Regions from separate parts of the Homo sapiens genome. Here regions 2 and 3 are each linked to region 1. A link is a contact called in ENCODE Hi-C or POLR2A ChIA-PET data. All regions are on one chromosome and are shown on one strand. Each heading gives the region's core, a stretch centred on a gene start or an enhancer-like site at or near the end of the contact. The rest is flanking DNA. Distances are from core to core; before and after follow the strand shown.

What was found. Hi-C counts contacts between places; a loop is a spot of excess contacts on that map. ChIA-PET counts read pairs that join two places held with the same protein, here RNA polymerase II (POLR2A). Pooled maps may share reads with other maps.
Region 2: a map of chondrocyte shows a loop between it and region 1 (2.7-fold over the local background). The contact joins the enhancer-like site here to the promoter of ADARB2 in region 1. A Hi-C loop is called at or near these places in 2 of 168 maps with a recorded cell type or tissue (HepG2 and chondrocyte), 2 of 37 single-sample maps with no recorded cell type and 8 of 50 pooled maps. POLR2A ChIA-PET finds 5 or more read pairs at or near these places in 1 of 52 experiments (activated CD4-positive, alpha-beta T cell).
Region 3: a loop to region 1 is called in a map of MCF 10A, with 3 times the contacts of the local background. The contact joins the promoter of LINC02645 here to the promoter of ADARB2 in region 1. A Hi-C loop is called at or near these places in 1 of 168 maps with a recorded cell type or tissue (MCF 10A).

What each region holds. Positions count from the first base shown.
Region 1 is chr10:1,736,259-1,740,125 of GRCh38, reverse strand. It overlaps ADARB2 (adenosine deaminase RNA specific B2 (inactive)), which reads left to right and starts at 2,601. Exons shown (of 10, transcript NM_018702.4): 1 at 2,601-3,075. The coding sequence starts at 2,976. RefSeq lists a silencer at 2,652-2,711 and an enhancer at 2,673-3,269.
Region 2 is chr10:1,108,658-1,112,378 of GRCh38, reverse strand. All of the region lies in intron 11 of WDR37 (WD repeat domain 37), which reads right to left. Among named protein-coding and RNA genes, the nearest start is that of LINC00200, 49 kb to the left of the region's middle. RefSeq lists enhancers at 1,030-1,610, 1,987-2,136, 1,611-2,193, 1,511-2,710. Within about 2 kb of position 2,143, at least 6 of the 41 ENCODE cell types and tissues checked have a DNase peak (open chromatin) inside an H3K27ac peak, as active enhancers do.
Region 3 is chr10:2,499,781-2,503,884 of GRCh38, reverse strand. LINC02645 (long intergenic non-protein coding RNA 2645) reads left to right here and starts at 2,423. Exons shown (of 3, transcript NR_136146.1): 1 at 2,423-2,511. LOC107983989 reads left to right here and starts at 1,716. Exons shown (of 2, transcript XM_011519770.3): 1 at 1,716-2,327. The coding sequence starts at 1,938. It overlaps LOC105376350 (a long non-coding RNA gene), which reads right to left and starts at 2,032. Exons shown (of 3, transcript NR_188174.1): 1 at 1,896-2,032.

The DNA of each region.
Region 1 (3,867 bases), core at 1,352-3,851:
ATGCCGGGCTGCAGTTGGCTTTGTAGCTGCCTGTTCCTCCTTGCAACCTCTCTGCTGGTGCTTTGTTTTGTGGGAAGAGCAGGGACTGAGCATGAAGTAGCTGGGGACACCACAGCGACATCTCCTGATGGGCACCGGGCGAGATTGGCTCCTGCTCCTGAAGCCTCTTCCAACTGCTGCTCATCCCACCACGTTGCAAAGCTGCGCTGAGGCACTGTGGGAAACAGGCAGGAGGTGAGGAGGCTCATCGGGGAATGGCAGCTTACCAGCACTGCTCACTCGCAGCCCTGCTTGCAACAGCAGAGTGAGACGTGCTGGAAACCACGCTGGAGTTAACGCACTTGTCGCTGCGAGCCTCTTCTTTAAAGCCCCTCTGTGATGAGAAACAAAGGCTTTCTCGCCTAGCCGTCGCCCTAGCATCATCTATTATGCATCGTCTTATGCAAAATAAATAAAATACAGAAAACAGCAAGTATCTGTGAAAACAGCATTTTCATAAATTATACAAAAAAGAACCAATTGGAGGAACTTCAAGAAAAAGGTTTGCCAAAATTTCGATCGTAACTTTCAAATTAGGGTCTAAATGAAGTGTTCAAAGACAGTTTTCAGTTTTGTTTCCCCACTCCACCAACATCAGAAGAACATTTAACAGACACGTTACTTTCCGGCCACCATACCTGCCCTTGGAGTGAAACAAGGGTTCATGTATACGAGTCTCCCAGACAGCACGGTTGCTCCGTGTGATGATGGAGCTATTGGGGCCATTAATAAATGCTGACCACCTTGTGGGGGCTGTGTGTGTGTGTGAAGCTCTTCTGAAGCACCTTCCTTCGGTGACTCCACCCCCTGATGGGTTTTCTGCAGATACAGAAATAGGGCAACTCTGGATTAGTGCAGCACATTGTGTGAAGCTCAGAAGTTTCACAGGCAGAGTCCTAGAGCTGTGTTTCTCGATATAGTTTAAGCACTCAAATATCTCGGGTATTGCAGAGAGGAAGTGAGAGAGCTATGTGCCTTCTCAACCCTCGCTGGGAATTATCAGCAGAGCTGAGCTGTGCTGTCATGGGAACAGGGTTGTTGAAGCCAGCCCTGAAGAGGGATGTTGGTTTGATTGTGGTCCTCAGTCTGAGTTGGACTAGAAGGTTCAACATTCTAAAAGGAAAACGCAGAAGCCCTGTCTTTCTGAGGCTTGTCTGCAACATACGCTCATTCCTTCCAAATTATTTGCTGGAAAAAATTTAATAAATAATCATAGAGTAATTAACATGTTCCAGTTCCTGTCTATACTGGTTGATACTGATTCAACGAGTATGAATGAACTTATGAGGTGGGTGACGTTGTTATCCCCAGTTTACAGATGAGGAAACTGAGGCACGGTTTAACTTACCCGAGGTCATAGCAGTAGAGTTAAGATTTGAAATCAAATGTCTTACTCTCTCTCATCAATGAAAACTGAGCTACGATCTATCAGCTCAGCACATAACAACACAGGATCATCCTAATTATTTCCAATGTCCCCCAGAGTGATTCTTTTTTCTTATGATAAAAATTATCTGGAAATTTCTAGGCACATAAGCAGCTGAAAAGGTTGCATGTGAGGCAATGAATAGCAGAAATATTTGTGTGCCATTTTTATATCAACATGTTAATGTGTGCTAATGAATTTTAGAGTGGATTTTTTTAAAAACATGACTATTGTAATTAAAAGCTTATGTGATTTAAATACAAGATGCAATGATGATTACCAGATTCTATTCCTCTTTATATTTTACATAAGACTTCCAGGGTTCCATAAGTATAATCTTGAAACATAGGACATTCCTGGAAAAAAAAATTGCTTAAAACTATTTCAGTGTGCAATCCACCTCTTTGTAAATGTTACTTTCTTCCATCCAAATATTACATTTGGCAACAAAACTCTCCGCTGAGAGCTTTCTCTTCCTTTTGTGTCATTGTTCCCTAAATAAAGCAACACATGAAATTCCTGACGGCAAAAATCAGACTCAGATCCCAAAACCTCTGTCTTTATGCAAGATTTATCTTTTGCATTGGAAACGGCCAAGGAATATGAAGAGGGGAAAGAAGAGGCAAACAGACAAGCATGCAGGCTCTGAGGAATAAATGCCCCTCAGGACGCTGTCTCCTGGGGAATTGCAAACCTCAGTCCGTTTCTGAGGAAGTGCGGTCTCTGCATTTCTGAAAGAGGTATTTCCCCCCCTTGACACAAGGAGCATGGTAATGAATTGACTAGTTAAAAACTGTTGGTTGGAAAAACCCGTCCCTGTGTCTTTCTGAGCAGGGCGAGCTGAGCTGTCCGCGAGGCTGCGGCAGGAGGCCTCGTCCTCCCGGGCAGGGTCCCTCCTGGAGGCTCCCCCGGTCTCTCCCAGACGCACCCGCGCCGCGTCCTTGTTCCCCGGGAGCAGCCTCCCTCCAGCCGCCGGTCCTGGGAGCTTCACCGTCCAAACGGGAGCTGAGTTTGCAAGCGGCCAGGCGGCGGTGCGGCTGGTGCTGCTGCTGATGTCAGAGCCAGAAAGCAGTTGTGATTGGATCTAATTAGACGCTGCTGCAGCAAATAGACAAGCTCCCTGCGTGATTGGCTTCAAAGTGGCTGGTGCCAAACAACTAGCAGAGGCGCAAAAGTAGCCTCCCTGCGCTGGGAGCCCAGAGCAGGAGGCAGAGCCCGCGGGAAGCTCGGAGCACTCAGGACGCCGCGCGCCCTTCCCCGCCCTCCCTGACCAGGGAGCAGCTCGCTCCAGGCGCCCAGCCGAGGCCCCCAGCCCAGTGGGAGCAAGTCATAGAGAACAATTCGAGAGACAGAGAGACGGAGCGCGCTTTCCTGCTCAGTCCTGAAAAGTGAGCCGCTCCCGGGTTTGCAACCTCAAGCTTCGCAGCAGCGGCGGCGGCGGCTGCCGGGAAGGAGGCAGGTGCAGGTGCAGGAGGGAGGCGGCTCTGGGCTCCGCGCCTGGGTCTCGGCCATGGCCTCGGTCCTGGGGAGCGGCAGAGGGTCTGGAGGGCTGAGCAGTCAACTCAAATGCAAGTCCAAGAGGAGGAGGAGGCGGAGGTCCAAGCGGAAAGGTAAGGACCGCGTGGCGCGCCGGCCCCTGCCCCCCTTCACCCCCGGCTTCTCCACCCCGGCCTCTCATGGGGTCTCCGGGCTTGTCCGTTGTGAGCAGCTTCACTTTGGGGTGCTGGCGGGATGGCTGCTCCGTGCAGGGCGCTCGGGAGTTCAGATCCCGTGGAAATGTCTGGGGCCTCCTCTTGCCCAGAGGGGACAGTGAGCAGCCACGCTGCGACATGTTTGAGGGACCCGGACGAAGTGGGGCGAGGGCGGCGAGGAGCTCCCCGGGGACCCCGCGCGTCTCCGGGCCCCGCAGTCCCCAGTGGCCGGCCGGGCTGGCACTGCCTTCCACCCTCCGGAGGCCATCTCGTCTCCCAGTGCCAAAGGAATTACCCAAAAACGGGGGAACGAGCCCTCGCGCCAGCTACTCCCATCCAAACTGTCCCGGAGGAAGGGATAGGCGAAGCCCTGCGATCGCCTCTCCAAATTGGCTGGCAGTTTTTACTCAATGTGGTGCCCGTCGATTTGTAAACATTGGGTCGTAAAGAGAACACAGGGCTCGTCCTTGGAGAAATAAGCAGAAATGAATACAGGAAAACAGAAAGAAGCATCATATTTTGTTAGTGGTAGAAAAAAACCGCAAACCAGGAAAGCAGGAAAAGCAGCCGGCTGACAGCGGCCACTGACAAACTCAGCTGTGCCTTGTTACTGATATTCCTGGGGCTGGGCCGCGCTGAAGTTAGTCAATGCTACAGCAAGGGAGGGCTTTCACACTGGGGATTTTGCAAAATTAGCAATCGCTCCAATAT
Region 2 (3,721 bases), core at 894-3,393, 630 kb after region 1:
ACGGCCAGTTAGTGGGGCAGTCGGAACACACACGATTTATCGACTAAGTTCACTGTCTTCTATGGGCAAGGTTCCCAGGGCCTCAAAACCAATTATAACAGTTACAGCAAAAGTCACTGACCACCCTCATATAATCACAATGAAAAAGTAAGAAGTATTGTGAGAATGACCAAAATGTGAGAGAGAGGCAGGAAGTGAGCACGTGCTGTTGGAAAACTGGCACCAACAGACCTGCTCAGCCAGGGCTGGGCTCCACAGACCTTCATTTGCAAAAAACATCAATCTACGGAGTGCAATCAAACAAGGTGTAAGAAATAGCCACCAAGGCACGTGCCTGCAGTCCCAGCTACTTGGGAGGCTGAGGCAGGGGAATCGCTTGAACCCAGGAGGTGGAGGTTGCAGTGAGCCGAGATTGCACCACTGCACTCCAGCCTGGGCAACAGAGCGAGACTCCGTCTCACAAAAAAAAAAAAGAGAGAGAGAGAAATAGCCACCAACAGCTGAATTCCTGTGACACACTGAAATTTTCAAATTAAGCCTTTTTATTATTTCTAATAACAACACATACTACAACTTCACATTTCTGCTATATGAAGTATCTAAAATTGCTTTTCATATAAATCAGTACACGCTGGGTCACTAACAAACAGTCAAATAAAAACAGCCACACAGTTACGCCAACTAAGTACTATCATGGTAAAATTCCTGCTATAATACAGAGATGCCACAACACAGAGTGGAAAGAAATAAGACACATCAAAAGGAAAAGGTGACTGGTCCTTCTAAACACGTAGGATCAAAGCCTTCAGCAGCTCACAGCACGGAGCTCCATCCCCATCCAGCAAAGGTAATGACCACACGTTTCAGGGGACCCATTTCGCTACACTTTTCTTTCTTACAGTGAAGCATTGGAACTCAAACTCCAGTCTTTCAAAAAGGCACAGAATGCAAGTAAAAGTATGGGGATTACAGTAAGAAAAAAAAGAAAGTGGGGAAAAATCTCTCCTGGAAACTGGATCACAAAACTGGGCCAGTTACCTTAAGCCTTTAGAGCTACTTCTTGCCTTAAGAAAACCCAATATACAGCAATTCACCTTAACTAGACAGTTAATTATTTACATTATAAAAGACATTAGATTCCAACATACTATACTAAAGAATTTACGCTTAGTTCCTACAAGTGAAAATACGCCCTAAGATAAAACTTTGAAAAGCACATTCCACATCATGTTAATATAAATTATGTGAGAAAGGGTATTTTTAGTCACACATGTTGAAGAAATACTGCCTCTGTTTAAGGGGTATCACTAAAAACACCATGCATATAACTTTCCAGCCTACATCAACAAGAACAGCAAACTTCCTAAGAACACATGTCTGACTTTTGCTTTCAATGCTCAGGAAAAGAACTAGTGAAAAGAACTCAGGATCACCCTGTAAAACCGGCAGAGCTACTTCCCGGATGAGCAGGCAGTCCTGCAGGCCTCAGGCCCGGCCCTGGGCCAACATTCCCACCTATCAGGGTGCCAGGCCCTGTGGGTCTGGGCGCTAACACGCTGGACACCCATCGGAGGCTCACGGATGTCCTTGGCGATGCCGTGGCCACTGCAGAGAAGCCCCCGGCGCAGAGGGTCCCTCAGAATGACATGGTGGCAGGGAAGGCAGGGGACCCAGGGTGTGCTCTTACAAGTCATGTTCAGAACGTCCCAGACAAGTGACCAAACGGAACACACACACACAACCTGGCCATTCCTCTCAGGAACTAAACCCGCACCCCGGACCTCACCCAGGTGTGCTGGGGCGCGGACGCACATCTCAGGACCTAAACCGCACTGCGAGGCCCTCACCCTGGTGTGCTGTGGCGCGGATGCACAGCTCTACACATTTGTAAGGATCACGCACTCTGTAGGTTTTATTTGTCGTATTGGCTCGAACCTACAAAACCCATGCCGGAGACAAAGGCAAGTGTTACTAAGAAGACACCTCAGATGAAACATTTTTGTAAAATGACTCATTTCCTGCTTTTCTCATTATGAGGCACGTCTAAAGGTTTACAGCTGATCTGATGTCAGGAAGGAAGAGTTTGTGTTCAATAAAGGCGTCCACGGCTCCACCTGCTGACCAAGCCCTCATCCTGCATGCGCACAGCTGAGAAACCGCCAGGCCGGTGAGGGGAAGCTCAATGTCCAACAGCCCAGCGGACTCGCCCCGACACAGCAACAAAATTAGCGCCAAAGAGAGATCTTTTCAAAACGTATTTTTGGATGTACACATCAACAAGATACGCTAGTTCATGATAATTTGAGTAAGAAAAAAGAAAGCGTAAACGATCTGAGTAAGCATGGCCCGGGCAGGTCTGGTCCACGTTCACCTCACCCCCGTGGTTCAGGTGAATGGAAGCACAGCCTACAGCCTGGAAGACCCATGTGGGAGAAAGGGCACACGGGAATTACACACTCCACCTTACTCTACCCCCACACCTGATTCCAATAGGAAGACATAAACCCTAGGAAACTGTATTCATAGGTCCACATTAGTAAGAACTTTTTCATAACACTTACTACATTCTTCATAAGTACAGCTCTCTAAAAAACTACCATTGTTTCATGTATCCACTAGCTGCAAAAATGTACCACAAATTAACCAGAATTTTTTTTTTTCTGAGACGGAGTTTGGAGTTTCGCTCATTGCCCAGGCTGGAGTGCAACGGCGTGATCTCGGCTCACCGCAACCTCCACCTCCCAAGTTCAAGCGATTCTCCTGCCTCAGCCTCCCAAGTAGCTGGGATTACAGGCGTGCGCCACCACACCTGGCTAATTTTGTATTTTTAGTAAAGACAGAGTTTCTCCATGTTGGTCAAGCTGGTCTCAAACTCCCAGCCTCAGGTGATCCCCAAAGTGCTGGGATTACAGGCGTGAGCCACCGCGCCCAGCCTAAGCAGATATTTTAAAGATGCCACCAGCACTGACTTCACTTCACAGTCAAATGGCCAAGACCACACGGTTGCAACAGCCTTAGAAGCGAAAACATGCACTTGCAATCAACTCTGGTGATATAAATACAAAAACTTTTCTTTTTACACAAAACAAAAATAAAATCTTCCAGTTAAATATGGCAACTGAACAGAGACAATACAGGACTAGAAGGGTCTTAAATAACACAAGAGGCACCTTGAAGGCACCAGGAGGGACTGCTCTGGAATGACCCCCTAGAGCCAAACCCTCAGCAAACCACCTGGCCTCCTCATGCCTCAGTTTCTCTCTCTGAACTGGGGTGATGCCAGGGGCTCCAACAGTGCCTGGCACAAACCAGCAACTCACCAAGCCCTGGCTCCACTGCGTCCTCCTCTGGACAGAATTCTTCGGCCTTTCCATCCTGCCCTCAAAGGGGACAGGCACAGCAGGGCACACTGGCCTATCCCTGCAACCCCCATATCAGAAGCACATAGGAAGCTGCCCTGCTCTCTAGACACAAAACTACCCTCTTCACCCAATTCTCAAAGCTCTGACAGATTTTTGTGCTCCATACAGATGACCAGAGTCAATGCAGTGAGAGCTGCTGGGTCTTCCCAGCCTGGGGCAGGGAGCTGTGCCAGGATGGTGGCACTCAGGGCCCTGCAGGTTCCACGGGGGGGGGGGGCATCACAGAAGCCAAAACCAAAGCAACCACAGGGATCACAACCACCAACACCAACAAAGTGCAGGTGTCTATGCTCGCTAAT
Region 3 (4,104 bases), core at 1,174-3,673, 760 kb before region 1:
AGAGGGTCCACCTGTGTACTGTTCAGAGGGTCCACTTGTGTACTGTTCAGAGGGTCTACTGTTTAAGGGTCCATCTGCGTGCTGTTCAGAGGGTCTGCCAACCTGTTTCCAGGGTGTGTCCTGTTCAGAGGTCTACTTTTCAGAGGGTCTGCCTGTGTCCTGTTCAGAGGGTCTGCCAACCTATCGCCAAGGTGTGTCCTGTTCAGAGGGTCTGCCAACCTGTCCCCAGGGTGTGTCCTGGTCAGAGGGTCTGCCAACCTGTCCCCAGGGTGTGTCCTGGTCAGAGGGTCTGCCAACCTGTCCCCAGGCTGTGTCCTGTTCAGAGTGTCTGCCAACCTGCCCCCAGGGAATCTTGCCTAGTGTTTTGCAATCCTCATGCTGAAAATGAATAACGAGCCCTTTTCTGTGCTTGCAGTGGAGTTATAGATTATTTTCTATATCCCTTAGCAGTGAATGCCTGAGCTACCATTCCTCTAAGGAATTGGTTTAATGCACACTACCAAAATGTGTTTTCCCATCCCTTGTATGATAGCTATTGTGTTATTTTCAACTGAAATACGTATTTTGCCTAAAATAAAGAATTGCTTTATTCTTATCTTATAAGCTCTGACATTTTCACTAGGAAAAGTTTTTTTTTTTTTTTTTTACTTAGTAATCTAATCTTTTCTTATCCCTGACATAGTCACGGAGAAATACGTAACCCATATTTATTTCTCAGATCATCCATATAAATATTCTGGGCAAATAAATATTTTGCGGCATGCATCAAGAAACATTTTCCCAGGCATATTTGGTTTTTATTTGTTTTCCCAAATGTATAAAAATATTTTAATGAAGTGATTCTAATCACCTTCATATAACCACTGACATACAGACCTTCAGATAGCATTTACCTATTGTTTATTTAGATATTTGTTTTCCAATGCTTTTTTAACAGGGTTTTATGTGTCTTGCTTATAGGTGACAACGACAGAAAACCAGGTCTAGCAAGCAGTTTATCATGATTGAGATCTTTTGTAGTTGAAAAAAAAACTAATAAAAAACAAAAAATTAGGAAGGCATTTTAGGTATCATGAAATTTTGAAACCCATCATTCTATCTTCACCTCTAAAGATTTTGTTGGTAGTTAGGCAAATTATATATGCGCGTGTTTATACATACACACACATCAGGCAAATGCATTAGTCTGACAGTATTCTTAAGCTTGTCTTTCTTTTTCTTCTTTTTGGCATTGAAAACCCAAGTTTCTCTAAAATTATTGAAGCAGGGTCTCTGAGTAAGGATCCTTTCCAAAATATATACTCATTTAAAAAAATTTCATTCTGTTTACATTAATAAAAGGCAAAAGTTTCAATTACTGAAAATATTTGAAAATTACCATTCTGAGGCAAGACCACTGTTTTTCTTTTAATACATAGGGTATGGTTAAGCAGAAAGAGCCCACGAAGCATTCAGCCCTCACCAAAACCCTTTGCACAACGTGGAAAGGGTCCAACCAGGACACTTGATTTCTAGTCGCAGATTCTTAGATTCCTTATTAGTAAAATACATATAATATTTTTTATTTTTCAGAAACATTGGCCAATTGAGGGTGGTGAAATACTATGTCATACCACATAGAAGGTGCTTCGTAATGGGCACTTCTTTTTCATTATTACTTCACCACTGATTAAGGACCACACGTATATAAGCCTTTCTCAGGACGTAACACAGGCAACACGGAAAGAGCTGGCTTGCGAGCTCCCTGCTTAACAGAAGGCTCAGTTGCCCAAGTGACGAAGGCATTGTGGGGCACGAACCAGGCTTTGGTGAATTTATCTCATTATACACCAGGAGTTATAATTTAAAAACCAGTGTCATATAAAGAAGAAAAAAGATATGGTGAGATACAATACCATTAACACTTCTTCAGAAACGGATTTTAAAGCAGAACTTCCATGACTGTGAAATCCAACCGGGTGCGCGACCACGAGGAAGGATGGCGAGGGAGGAAACCGCGCTTTGTTGTTGAGGTGAGCCGGGTGCGCGACCATAAGGAAGGATGGCGAGGGAGGAAACCGCGCTTTGTTCTTGAGGTGAGCCGGGTGCGCGACCACGAGGAAGGATGGCGAGGGAGGAAACCGCGCTTTGTTGGTGAGGTGAACCGCGTGCACGATCCCGAGGAAGTATTGCCAGGGAGGAAACCGCGCTTTGTTCTTGAGGTGAGCCGGGTGCGCGACCATGAGGAAGGATGGCGAGGGAGGAAACCGCGCTTTGTTGGTGAGGTGAAACGGGTGCACGATCCCGAGGAAGTATTGCCAGGGAGGAAACCGCGCTTTGCTGGTGAGGTGAGCTGGGTGCGCGATCACGAGGAAGGATCGCGAGGGAGGAAACCGCGCTTTGTTGGTGAGGTGAAACGGGTGCGCGACCATGAGGAAGTCTGGCGAGGGAGGAAACCGCGCTTTGTTGGTGACGTGAACCGCGTGCACGATCCCGAGGAAGAAGGGCGAGGGAGGAAACCGCGCTTTGTTGGTGAGGTGAACCGGGTGCGCGACCATGAGGAAGGATGGCGAGGGAGGAAACCGCGCTTTGTTGGTGACGTGAGCTTCACATTCAGCGACCCGTTAGAATTCGTTCTGATGAGCAGGATTCTTTCACAGCGTTACATGAAGAGTGGGGCGATTGTACTTTGTGTTTCCTTTAGTTCTAGAGAAGAGTGATTTTTTTTGTATTTGAAATAAGTAAAGATTATATTACGTTGAAATGAGCATAATGCAGAAAAGAAGGCACTGAATTTATACTTAAATCATGGTCTGGGGCCTAAAATGCTTGCTCAAATAACGTAGCTCCAGTGCGTTTGAGGGTGTATACGTTTGAGAGAGAGTGTGTGTGTGTTTGAGCCTGTGTGTTTTAGTGTGTGTGAGAGAGTGTTTGTGTTTGAGCCTGTGTATTTTACTGTGTGTTTGTGTGTGTGTGTGGGAGCCTGTGTGTTTTAGTGTGTGAGTGTGTTTGAGCTTGGGTGGGTATGTATATTTGGGCGTGTGTTTGAGCCTGTGTGTTTGAGTGTGCGTGTGTTTGAGCAGGTGTGTGTTTGTGTGTGTGTTTGTGCAGGTGTGTGTCTGAGCCTGTGTGTTTATTGTGTGTGTTTGAGCATGTGTGTGTTTGAGTGTGTGTGTTTGAGCGTGTGTGTGTTTGAGCAAATGTGTGTCTGAGCCTGTGTGTTTGTGTGTGTAAGCCTGTGTGCGTCTGAACGTGTGTACACTGGAGGTGGTTCCCTGAGTTTACGATCCCTCATTGGCTTATACTGTTAAACAGACAAGCAGCTACAGATTTTGTTTGTTCTTACCTTTCGTATTTATTCCAGGCAACTGTGTCTAGTTTTCCCTTTGTTGTTGGTTACCTTTGCTGGACTCTGCTGTGACACACCAGACGTGCTAGCTGAGGAAGTGGGGTCAGAAGCAATATTCCTGAACTTTGGGGTCACCTCTCACCCACTGTTCTTCCCGGTGCTACCATAGCGTTTGCTCCACAAACCCTGAAGTCACTGATGGACATCACGCATTCCACTTTCAAGGATTCCTATAAGCTTATGAAGAAGGACAAGGCAATATCACGGAATGTTGAAATACATATAGGTGATCTGACAAAATAGGGTCCTTTACAAGTTACCTTAGAGAAGGGAAAAATGTACAAGAGCATGTCACACATTTTTTTGGCTTAGCTCAGTCTGCAGAAAAATTTAAATTTCCTTTCCTATGACTTTTGTTCTAATCTATCCTTAGAGGAGAAATACACCTGAAAGCCAAGGGAAAGACCGCGGGTGTTGGAATCCACGTGACTTCCACGGTATTGAACGGAGCTGCCGGGCTAAGAACTTCCATTTCTTTTCTCAGGGAACTCCCATCTTATTTAAGGCACAGAATAAGGAGTTCCATTAACTTTAGACAGGTTGTTTTAAATCAAAAATTAAGAAAAAATGATTGAAAACAAAGCCCTAAACTGGAACACATGAATTTTAAAATATATTTAAATTGTGACCATTGTGTTTAAACTGTGGTAGGGCTTGATTTTCCAAATCTCAGAATAAAATTTCTTACCGAATTCCTTATGATGTCCTAAAAATAA